3 separate regions of the Mus musculus genome follow, and regions 1 and 3 are each linked to region 2. A link is a contact called in ENCODE Hi-C or POLR2A ChIA-PET data. All regions are on one chromosome and are shown on one strand. The core of a region is the stretch at or near the end of the contact, and the rest is flanking DNA. Distances in the headings are between cores, read along the strand shown.

Region 1 (3,886 bases), core at 623-3,122, 41 kb after region 2:
TCTTGTATTAAGGTTTGTTTTATACAGTACAGCATAAATCCATCTAAGCAGAAACTTAAAATTACTTTAAAAACTTAAAATTTAAGTTTCTCTATTTTAACATGCTTGAAAATTTTAGCCCAACATCTTTGGTAAAAAAAAAAAAAAAATTACATTTATTTGGTGTTTGTCTTGTTGTTGTTACATTTCAGTTCATTTTTGTATGTTTTTGTTGTGTGCATGGGCATGTGCCATGGTACAAGTGTGGAGGTCAGAGGGAAACTTGCAGGAGTCAGTTGTCTCTGATATGTGGGTCCTGGGATTGAACTCAGGTTTCTAGGCTTGGCAAGCAAGTAGCTGTGCTTGCTGAGCCATCTTACCAATCCCAGTGTTTGATTTTTTTTTTAATAAGATCCCTTGTTGAACACAAGGTTGAACTTGAACACGTGAACATTCATAAGTGAGGAAGGATGTGTGGACAGAGGGGTATATTGTGGGACACACTACAGCTTCCAGGAGATGTTTTCTATGTTTTGTTTGTGTGGTTTTTTGGGGGAAGGGTTTGTAAGGGTGGATATGAGGGAATGGAGAGATGCATGATGGGAAACTCTTAAGTCAATAAAAAGCTATTTAAAAAAACGAAAAGAAAAAAAAGCCAAAAACTTGTGAACACATATTTACAGTGCTAACAGTGACCTAGTAAGTTAAGTGATTTGGACCATTTTGCTTATGTAAATCCTGTATCTATGCTTGCATTTATAGAGGTCCTTCTTCTGCATTTTTTGGATTTCTAGTATGTAAAAAATGATCTGTAGACCTGTACTGTGAAGCAAATCTTTTTATTTCATTTTTTTTTTTTGTTTAACTTTTGAGGTACAGAAAGATTTTCTCAGTAGGCTGTAAGATTAGGTTTGTTTGTGATTTGTTTGTTAAGATTTATTTTAGTGAGTGTTTTGCTTGTATGTATGACTGTGCATCACATGAATTCTTGGTGCCTGAGGTCAGAAGGAGAGGTCAGATCCCCTGAGCAGGAGTTACAGATGGTAGTGGACCACCATGTGGGTGCTGGGAACTGAACCCAGGTTCTGGAAGAGAAGTTAGTGCTCTTACCTGTGAGCCATCTCTACAGCCTCCAAGATTAACTTTTAAATTTTTGTTTCTGAAATTATTTTCCTGTTATTCACCTATGAGAGCATAACAGGAGACTAAATAATTTGGATTTTGAATTATGGTATATTTGGATATTGGGGCTGGATAATGTGTTTCTTCTCTTTTAAAAAATTAATTTTAAATTTAGCCTAAAACTCAAATCTTTCTTTGCTGTGAAAAAAAATGTTATAATAATTAGTGTTGTAATAAGCAATGGTTTGCATGTTATTCATCATTTGATCCATTGCAATTATCTGGTAAAGTGTTTAAATAAAGGTACATCAATGGCCTATTTTTACTTTTATGTAAGTTAATGTAACACAGTGATTATCTCACTTCTGTTTGGAGTGGACTCAAGTCCCTCCAACCCCCTAAATGATTTTAGAGTAAACTTTGTGCCATTTCTCTAGTATCATATGTGTGTGTGTGTGTGTGTGTGTGTGTGTGTGTGTGTGTGTGTATGTGTGTTGTTTATTTATTTAATCAACTTAGGGGAAATTTTTCTAAGATATAAAGATTTTGGATTAAAAAAATAAAAACACCAGTCCTTCAAATCTATTTTCCCTTCCTTCATTTCTTAGTGACATTCTAAGAGTAGGTTTGAAAACTGCTGGGGCCTGGTTATATTGTGGATAATGATAGCATTGAGAGGAACCAAGAAGGCTCCTAAGTGCAGACAGTGTTACTAATAGCTGTCAGGGTCTGCTCATTTCTTGGACAATGAAAGATTTCTCTGTGGCAGCCCATCTGCTGAGTGGACTCTTTAAAGACGGTTGCTGTCTTCTATGTTGGACTGGTCTTGAGTTGCCCCAGGTGATGTGAATTTAGTTACTATTGCCAAGACTGTCAGACCTCAGCATACTGTCATTGAATGGTCTGAAGACAAAAGGATTGACCTTGTGATAGGATATAGTTATATTCATATTGCTTTTGAAAATTTCTTTCTGTATGAAACATAGTATTTTTCCTCTTTGAAGTTTTAATTAAAAAAAGTCAATGAAATTGTTTTAAATTTTTACGCTAGGCAGGAGGAGGATGATGAGCTCCTGGAGTCCATAGTGTAAGTGAGCATGTATATTTTTAAATAAATTAAAAATTGTTATTGTTTGCCATCTTGCATTTTTGTAAATGTCCCTTGAAGCAGTAGGGTCTTTAAGGACAGTGTTAGTGTGTATGGACCCCCTCCATATTAAACAAATAAAAATTTTTAGGCAGTCTACAAGAAAGGGAAAAGTGAGATTGCAAGAAAATTGTTTCATGTTCTTTTAGTTGATTTGTTTTAAATTGGTATTGTTCATTAAAACCTAAGTTTAACATAAACATTTGTACCTAATTGCCTCGAAGATTGCACTGTGTCATTTCCCTAAGTACTGTATCTTCTTTTGGCCAGTAATTGTTCATTGACTTTACTTTGAAAATAAATAATTTTACCTATGAAAAATTTTTAGTGCTCTTTTACACATTTTATTCTGACATTAAAAGCTTTTTCTTAAATAAGTCTTTTTTTTTTTAAAGCAGATTTATGAAAATATGCATCGCTTTGATACTGTCTTGGAATTCATGAGATGGAAGCATAGGTCAAAGCTGTTCGGAGAAATTGGAACTACAGTTTTATCTAGCCACATCTCTGAGGTAAGGAAAAGATTAAAGAAAATGAAGTTGTCATGTCCGCTCTCGACCAACAAGAATGACACGACCACCAGTTCTTCTAACAGCAGTTTATTCAGCAAGCTTCAGTCTTCATCTCTCTCACTTCATCTTTTTCTCCCCCGAACCCCGGGCCTCTCACTCTTAAATACTCTCAGCCCCCATCCACTCACGGCAGGCCATGTCACCTCACCAGGCACGCAGCTTCAGCCAATCAGGGCGGCAGGGGCATGTCTTCACCAAATATGGACTTGTTTACACCGCCAGCATCATGGTGCACCTGCGCAGCTCTCACGATGGTCGTGGCTTATTTTCAGGTGTATGAGGAAGTCAGGTGCAAGTCTTGAGACTTAGCTGCAGTCCCGGTGCCATCTTGGGGCTGCTGCCACACCCGCTCCTCACATGAAGTCATAAAAAATGCTTTCTTTATCACTGAAGGCAGACTGTGTGTACTTGTGTATTTTGTGCACTGTGTGTATTGTGTGTACTGCTTCCACAAAATCTTCACTTGTGGTCCTTTAGTGTCCTTGTAACACCAGAGCTTTGTGTTAACTATTCAGCTTCTCGAATCACCTTCCTTACAAATTAATAATTTTAATATATTTTCGTGTTACAAATAGGTGGTAGCCTATTAAGAACTGCCTTGAGATCCAGTTTTGTCTGTGTTAGTCAGCTTCCCTTAGTGTCATGAGACATCTGTGGTAATTAACTTATAAAGAGGAAAGATTTATTTTGGCTTAGAGTTCTGAGTGGCCTTGTTGCTTTGGACCTCTAGCAATGCAGCACATCATGGCAGGAGTCCGAGGCACAGCAGATCACTAACCTCCCAAGCACCCAGTTCCAGAGGAAGGCTGGCTCCATTGTCCTTTGCAGAAGCATACCCTCACTGACCTGATGGCTTCCTACAAGACTGCACTGTCTCACAGTTGTGCTACCCTGCAACCCAGGCCTTACTCCTGTACCGGCAGGGGATATTCAGCTAAACCACAGTAGTTAACAGTGTTTTGATAGTCTTCAGTGACATATTCTTTAGTGATAACTTTGTCCTTCATTTGGATGACTTGTGCACTACCTTATAGTTGTAACTGTTAATAAGGTAATTTCTAATCTA
Region 2 (3,578 bases), core at 865-3,364:
ACCATACGTGTCCAGATGTCTCCTTGGGCTTCTGGCTCTGTTCATTTAGTGGGCAGGCAAACCGGAGAAACAGGCTGGCATGCTGATACATGCCAGGAACCCAAAAGCAAACCATGTCCTGGCCCAGTTCACTTGGCTGTGGACTGTGATGTGCTAAGGAGTTAAGTCTGGGTACTAGGTGAGTTGATTTAAGGAGAACGTGAGAAAGCCAAGCTACAGTCCCAAACACTTGAAAAGGATCTTTTTTTTGTGGAGAAGAAAGCTATGACTTAATAAAGCTCCGTGCCCACTTTGCTCTTATTTCAGTAGCATGTAACTCAAATCAGGCAACACCAGTGTGTGTATTCCAGTCTTGGTACACTAAAGCTCCAACCTGAGATTCTTGTCTATTTCACAGACTGATTCTAGCCCGCAAATCAAATTAGGATGCAGAAGTCACACCATTTGGTTCACTTGCCATGGTCTTCTCTGTCATAACACATGGATAGGCATAAGGCCTTTGGCCAACGAGTTCAAATCTCTTAGAACAAAAGGTCTGCTCTTTCTTTTCAAATTCAAGAGGGGTGGTATATAGAAATATCCGGAAAGAAAAGTCACCATTTTTAGTGGATGCAAGAAACCTCTCTGATATCACACTATTCCTTCAGTGCAGTGAGAATATTGCAATGACTCAAGACCCAGACAGCTCAGAAAAAAGACGAGAGAATGTGACTCAAATGTAACAAAAGACAATGGAGGCACTGATGGCCCTAAAGGCAAAAGCTGACGGAGGAGAAAGGGGGCACGAAGGACAGTTAGTTAAAACTAGAATATAAGGGACTGTACATATTTTCAGCTGAATATGAGGGAATACCGTGGGATCTAAGTTTTGTTTTGCTTTTTCCCTCCAGGCCAGAATGTGTGTAAATACACAAGTATGAAGTGCCTGGCACAGTTTCTTCCTTCACTCTTTCTTCTGTCTATTTTAAACAATTTCCCAAGAGATTTATAGTTTTCTCAGAAAAGTGAATTAACAGAACGAATACGAAATATTTGTTGAAATACTTAAACGGAAGAGGTTATATATTTAACGACTGGTTTAAAAAGGGATTATCTTTTCCTTCTTCATCCACAGGCCACTGAATACTTTTAAGGGCATTTTGCATGGCGAATGAGAGGGGAAAGGGAGAAAAGAGGTAGTGACAGTTCTTTGCATTTTTCTAAAAGGATGGAAAGAGCCTCGGGAGGGTATCCGAGGTCACTCGGCTGAGCCAAAGGTGGATTGAGAGTCGTATTTATAGTCCGCTGACTTCAGTTCAGCCGGCTCTCGCCGCTCCTTATCTTACGCCCGAGGAATTCGCAGGCCCGCGGATCACAAGCCACCCCAGCGGCGGGGCCCCCGGGCCGAAACCAGGCTTTCGCTACGTGATCCGGAGAACGCGTGCACCTCCACGTTCCTCCCGGCGGGCCAGAACCAGAGAGCACCGGGGGACGGGGAAGGGAGGGGGTGAGTAATGAATGCAGTGTGCCTTACATCTTTCTTTGCAACCACAACTACGAGACGGGCAACCGATCCCGCACCGGGAGCCTCGGTGCCCTCGGAGCCACCGGGCCGCTTCTCCCGTGGAGCCCGAGCTCCGGCTCTAGAAGGAGTGTGCCCGCATCGTCCACTTCACGCAGCTTTGCCCCAGTGGGCCCCTCCGTCACGCGTGCGGTGGCGGCGGCGGCGTGCGCTGAGGGGCGACCCCCTCCCCTCGGCAAACCTGGCGCCCCCGTGCCGGCGGCCGGGCCTCCTTCCCGGCAGAGGGGCGCCGAACTCCACGGGCCCTTCGGGCGCTTCCGCCGAGCTCTCGGCTCGGTTCGTGTCCGGGGCGGGGCCGGCGCCCCGGCGCGGGTGCGCGCAGAGCTGGCGGGCCCTTCCCAGTGCGCGCGCGCCGGCGCCTCTTGCTCGCCCGAGCCGCCCCTCCCCCCTCCCCCGCTGCCCCTCCCCCGCCCCGCGAACGAGCGAGCGTCCTCCGCGGCTGAGGCGGCAGAGATTGGAATCTGCTTGCCCGCCGCGCGGAGGAGGAGGAGGAGGAGGGCGGAGGGAGGAGGGAAGGGCGGGGAGGGAGGCTCGAGCTCCCGCGCGTCGGCCCCGCGCGAGACGACGACTGTACGGCCGCGCGAGGGGCGACCGGGCCCGGGCCGCTGCACGCCGAGGGCGGAGGCCGAGCCGGGCCCCGCCGCCCCGCGGCTGTCCGTGCCCGCCCGCGCCGAGCGCCGGAGGATGAGTTTCTCGGGATCCCGGTGAGTTGGCGGGTGGCGACGGAGTGCGGGTGCGCCGCGGGAGGCCGGCGAAGTTTGGGGGCGACGGTGGCGGCGCAGGGGAGGCCGCGACGCGCCTCCGCGGGGCCTGCGGGAGAGACCCCCCGGCCCCGCGGCCCGGCCCGCCCGCGCTTGCCCTTTTGTTCGCCTTCGCACCACTCCGGGGACGCTTCTGGAAGCCTTAAATGGGAACGGTGCTCTGCTCCCGCTCCGGAGCTGCGCGGCGGCTGCTGCGGGGACTGGGTCTCGGGACCCTGCTAGAGAACGAGAACGAAGCGTGTTCAGTGCGGGGACGGAGGCCGGGCGAAGTGCTCGGCCCGCCCGCCAACTTGGCTGCGGGAAGGCGCCGGGTTTCCCCCTCCGTCCCTGCGAGTTGGTTCACCTGTTGTTCTGCGCGGCCTCCGCTGCCATGTCTGTTGTGATTCTGCACTTCGATTTCGTAAAACTTTGTGCTGGGTTGCGTTACATCCCCCCAACCCCCGTTTCAGACTCCTAGCGGAAAGATCTGGCAAAGAAAAGGAAAATTAAAAATTAAAAAAAAAAAACCAAAACCAAAAATCCCAAACCTCCAACGCGGCAGGGAAGAAAAATAATAACGCCGTGTGTTAGTCGTGCCTGGCGTTTTTGTGACTTGTAAGTCGTGGTGTGGATCTTTTTCATTTGGTTAAAGAGCTGCAGGCTTTCTCTTTTAAACAGCTTACAAACCGTTCTGACTACATGATACGAACTTAGCACCGGTGTCACGCCATTTACTTCTTAAGATAACCCTGGTTATTGTATTCTTTGTTGCTTTAGAAGAGGAAACCGAGACGCAGAGGTTTAAATAACTTAGATAAGTGAGCCGGGATTGAACCCAGGGACGTCGTATTCAAGAGTATGGCCTTCTTACTAAAGCAAAATTGTGCAAAGACCTAGGAGCGTTGTCTAGTTATTCACGAACTCCTGTGTTGCTTCAGTTGTAAACCGACTTGTGTTTGCTCGTGAGGGGAAATTAAACTTCGAGATAAAATAAAAGGTAATTTAATGCTTATCATTGTTCTCGAACTAAAAGATGTTGAACAAAACTATCTTAGTTTTTGTTTTTTTGTTTTTTTTTTAGTGTCAGAACTAAACTATGAACACTTCTTGGGAACCCAGAGTTTATGGAAAACAGATTTAAAATTGGAATGGGTTTTTAATTAAACCTGTACTCTGTTTTATATCCTCGCCGCCGCCCCCCCCCCCCCAAATCTAGGGGGAGACCTTTTTAACTTTCTTTCCTTCTCCCTACCCTTTTAAGAGTGAAGAGTTCACTG
Region 3 (3,685 bases), core at 191-2,690, 46 kb before region 2:
TGTCCTACAAGTGTGAACTGGCCAAGTAGACTTGGGATAAAGAATAACACAAAGTCTAGGCTCCAGAACACATCCTGATAAGGCATTGATGAGACCCAAGGAAGCTTTTCTCTTGAGGCTTTCCTGACTAGAGCGACAGAATCAGTCCCCTGCTTTATGAAGCTCACCGACAACAGAACTGAGTATGGACAGGAAACATTTTAGCATGGGTGGGACACCCAGCCTGCTGTAAGGAATAAGCAAACTACCTCATCTCTCAGACCTGAATTTTCTCATTTGAGTAAGATAGGATTTCTATAACCTCTTGTTATATCTGCAGAGATAAAATAATATCTGTAGTCTGATGCCATCTCTTGCACTTCTGGGCCGAGGAAAGGAAATTCTGAAGTCAGAGCTCCACAGGCTGAGGTGGCATTTTGGAAGGGGAGCGGTACAAATCTCCTACGTAGGAGACAGAATGATCACTCAGTGCGGCCAGGAAACACAGGAAGGCGTTTGCAGAAGCCGGTAGGAGTAGTGTCAGGTGCAGACCTTTCCCAGCAGCACCGCAGGCCCTCCCGGCACCTTTCTTGTCCTGTCCCCGCATGCCCACCAGGGGGCGGCCGGGCCCTCCAGCCGCTTCTCCCGCAGCGGCCTGGGCGGCGGAGACCGGCAGGAGCCAAGGCCTTTCCACGGTTCCCAGACTGTGCAGACGTTAACTCATCCCTGCCTGGAGCAGAGGAGAGGCCTGCCTCCACCCTTCCTTCTCTCCAGGGAGGCTGGGTTGGCAACGGGCTCCGGGGGCGGCTGGTAGGCTGCCAGGCCAGCCGGGGATACGGGCCCGCACCCCGCTCCTCTGCTGGGCTGCGGGGACTTGGGCGCCGCCGAGCACGAGCAGCCCGCTCGCGGCCAGTCCCCGGCCGCAGCTTCCGGGGGGTGGGGGACGGAGGCAGGGCGGGGTTCGAGCCGGCATCTTATCTCTGGCGCCTGGGCTGGGCATCCGTTTCCCCAGAACACCTGGGGCCAGTGGGCGGAGGACACCTTGGTCCCCGGGATGGCCACGTCGGCCTGCGGGCCGGGCGGCGACCCGGGCGCTTGCCGGCGACTTAGCCCGGGCTAAGTGACTCAGATCACCTTGTTGTTTAATTACACAGTCCCGGGGCCGCCAAGTGCGATAGGAGCCCTTTGAACGTGCCAATTAGAGATGAAATATCACCTTCTAATTCGAACCGGCTTAATTCCGTCACGTAGAAATAGCAACAGCCCGGGGCTCGGAGATGGGATATCAGGTTTCTTACGGCATTTGGAGCGTAGAGGGGCGAAGCAGGCAGGAGCTGAGAGGAGAGGGGACCGTGCTCCCCGCATGTCCTCTCCCTTCTCCTTCCCCCTCCCCAGGGATCTGCCCGGGCGAACCGCCCGGAAGAGAAAGTCCTCCTCCTGTTTGTAGCCCCAGCGGGTAGGAGGTAGGAACCTGGTCCAGGATTCCAGCCTTCCTCTCTGGGGCCTTGAGTAGGGGTTTGGAAAACGAAGGCGGTTCAGGAAAGCCTCGGATAGGAGGAAGAGAATGTCTGCCCTACCGAAGGAGCGGTTGGAGAGGGAGGCAAGGTGGGCGAGGGCGGGGTTTACTTGGAAGGAGCATGCTGGAGCCTGGTTCTGCATTCGGAGTGGTTTAGAGGAGCTGATTAGGGTGCGTTTCAGATAGGAAGCTTGCAAGCTGGCTGACCTCGAGTAGCCACTTAAGCTCTCCAGGTTGTCTGTAAAGTTGACTCGCAAGTACTCTGCCTCTTGCTATTACACAAACTCCTGTGCAACACTGTGAAAGCCAGTAGCTCTTGGCAGCCACTGTTGCAAAGAACCATCCGAGAGGCAGACACTTTTAGGAAAAAAAAAAGGCAGGTAAAATTGATTTAAATACATTTTTATTTAGCTCAGCATATGAAAATTTCTGAGTTTTTTGTGTTCTTTATTCAGGGTTTCTCAACTTGCTCTGTAGATCAGGTCTCTAGAGCTGGGATTAAAGGTGTGCACCACTGCACCTGACCTTTTAAAAAATATTTTATTTTATTGTGTGTACATTGGTGTTTTGCCTTTACGTGAGGGCGTCAGATCCCCTGGAATTGGAGTTACAGACAGTTGTAAGCTGCCACGAGGGGGTTGGGAATTGAACCTGGATCCCAGCTTGTGCTCTTAGCCACTGAGCCATCTCTCCAAAGCCATCTTTTCAGCCTCAAATGCGTGTGTGTGTGTGTGTGTGTGTGTGTGTGTGTGTGTGTGTGTGTGTACACTAGAACGCAGGTGCCTACATAGGCCAGAAGAAGGTGTGGAATCCATTGAAGCTTAAGTTTAAGGCAGTTATAAGCCATGAGACATGAGTGTTGGCAATCCAATTCCAGTCTTTTACTAGTACATGCTCTTAACCACTGGGACGTTTTTCCAGACACAGCTCAGTATATTAAAAATGGTTCAGAGCTGGACTCTATTCAGATGCATGCTAGCTATTTCAGAAGCTGAGAAATAAGGTCACTTGAGGCTAGCTGGGTAACACGTAGAGACCCGGCTCAACACACAAACAAGGGGCTGAAGAGGCAGACCCGTGGTTAAGAGCACTAGCTACTCTTCCACAGGACCCACAGCCAACTTACTCCAGTCCCAGAGAATCCAACACGCTTTTGGCTTCCCCTAGGTACTAGGCATGCATGAGGTACACAGACATACATGCAGGCAAACATCTGCACACATTAAATTTAAAAATAAATAAACAGCTTTAACATACAATCAATATAAGATAATTATTACTAAGATACTTTATATTCTTTTATTAAGTCTTCAGATTTTTAAACTGAATAGCACATCTCAATTTAGACTAACTGCCTTTCAGGTGCTTAGTACATAAGGCCATGGCTTGACGATCACACGGCTTTCATTCCTAATTCCTTTTAGAGCTAGGTGTGGAGGCACATGTCTGTAATCCCGCACTCAAGAGGCTGAGATACCAGGATCTCTGAATTGTTGAGGCCAACCTGGAATACAGAGTGAGTTCCAGACTAGCCTGGGCTATATGTCAAAAAACAAACAGCTTGGCTGGGCCTTTGATCTCAGCACTTGAGAGGCAAAGCCAAGCAGAACTCTGGGTTCCAGAATAGCATGATCAACAGAGTGAGTTCCAGGGACAGCCAGAGAAACCCTGTTTCCAAAAAAAAAAAAAAAAAGACCAGCACAGAGGATTGTGGCTTGTAAAACAAGAAGGAAACAAAGGATAGAAGAAATGAAATGAAAAGCAAAGAGAGAAAGACACAGCTTACACAGACTTATACAGAACCCTAAATCTTACAACAGAGGGATGAAGCTGCTTTGAAGTTCTGTGGGATCACCTCTCCCCACTCTCCTCTAACAGTACCCCTAAAGTCACCTTGTCCCTAGCATGTTGGGACTCTCTGGACAGTGGGAAGCCATGTAAGAATGTTGAGGTGGGTGAAAACACCCTGATTTTGTGACTTACAACTTTACAAAATGCTTGTGCTGTGTCCCTCCTAGGGGTTCCCACCACACCCATTGAGGTGGGCAGGATGTCATTCATTCTATCACCAGAAACAGGTTCAATTCCTGGTAATGTGACTTCAGAGAATCACAGCTCCCTGCCCACTGCCATCCAACAGGAAACCTGCTTTAGGGCTTTCCCTGTGACAGAAAGGCCTGGAGATGAACT

Evidence for each region. A loop is a pair of places that touch in the nucleus more often than their neighbours do. ChIA-PET counts read pairs that join two places held with the same protein, here RNA polymerase II (POLR2A).
Region 1: a loop to region 2 is called in a map of gastrocnemius, with 2.6 times the contacts of the local background. The contact joins the enhancer-like site here to the promoter of Bmpr1a in region 2. A Hi-C loop is called at or near these places in 7 of 37 maps with a recorded cell type or tissue (gastrocnemius, heart and left cerebral cortex). POLR2A ChIA-PET finds 5 or more read pairs at or near these places in 4 of 5 experiments (Patski and embryonic stem cell).
Region 3: a loop to region 2 is called in a map of left cerebral cortex, with 7 times the contacts of the local background. The contact joins the enhancer-like site here to the promoter of Bmpr1a in region 2. A Hi-C loop is called at or near these places in 21 of 37 maps with a recorded cell type or tissue (CH12.LX, Patski, T-helper 1 cell and 8 more). POLR2A ChIA-PET finds 5 or more read pairs at or near these places in 4 of 5 experiments (Patski and embryonic stem cell).

What each region holds. Positions count from the first base shown.
Region 1 is chr14:34,459,373-34,463,258 of GRCm38, reverse strand. Bmpr1a (bone morphogenetic protein receptor, type 1A) reads left to right here. Exons shown (of 13, transcript NM_009758.4): 2 at 2,647-2,760. Among named protein-coding and RNA genes, the nearest start is that of Bmpr1a, 41 kb to the left of the region's middle. Within about 2 kb of position 1,872, at least 1 of the 3 ENCODE cell types and tissues checked has a DNase peak (open chromatin) inside an H3K27ac peak, as active enhancers do; it is gastrocnemius, where a contact is called at or near this core.
Region 2 is chr14:34,501,082-34,504,659 of GRCm38, reverse strand. Bmpr1a (bone morphogenetic protein receptor, type 1A) reads left to right here and starts at 2,114. Exons shown (of 13, transcript NM_009758.4): 1 at 2,114-2,265.
Region 3 is chr14:34,546,491-34,550,175 of GRCm38, reverse strand. All of the region lies in intron 10 of Ldb3 (LIM domain binding 3), which reads left to right. Among named protein-coding and RNA genes, the nearest start is that of 9230112D13Rik, 26 kb to the right of the region's middle. Within about 2 kb of position 1,440, at least 3 of the 3 ENCODE cell types and tissues checked have a DNase peak (open chromatin) inside an H3K27ac peak, as active enhancers do; they include gastrocnemius, heart and left cerebral cortex, where a contact is called at or near this core.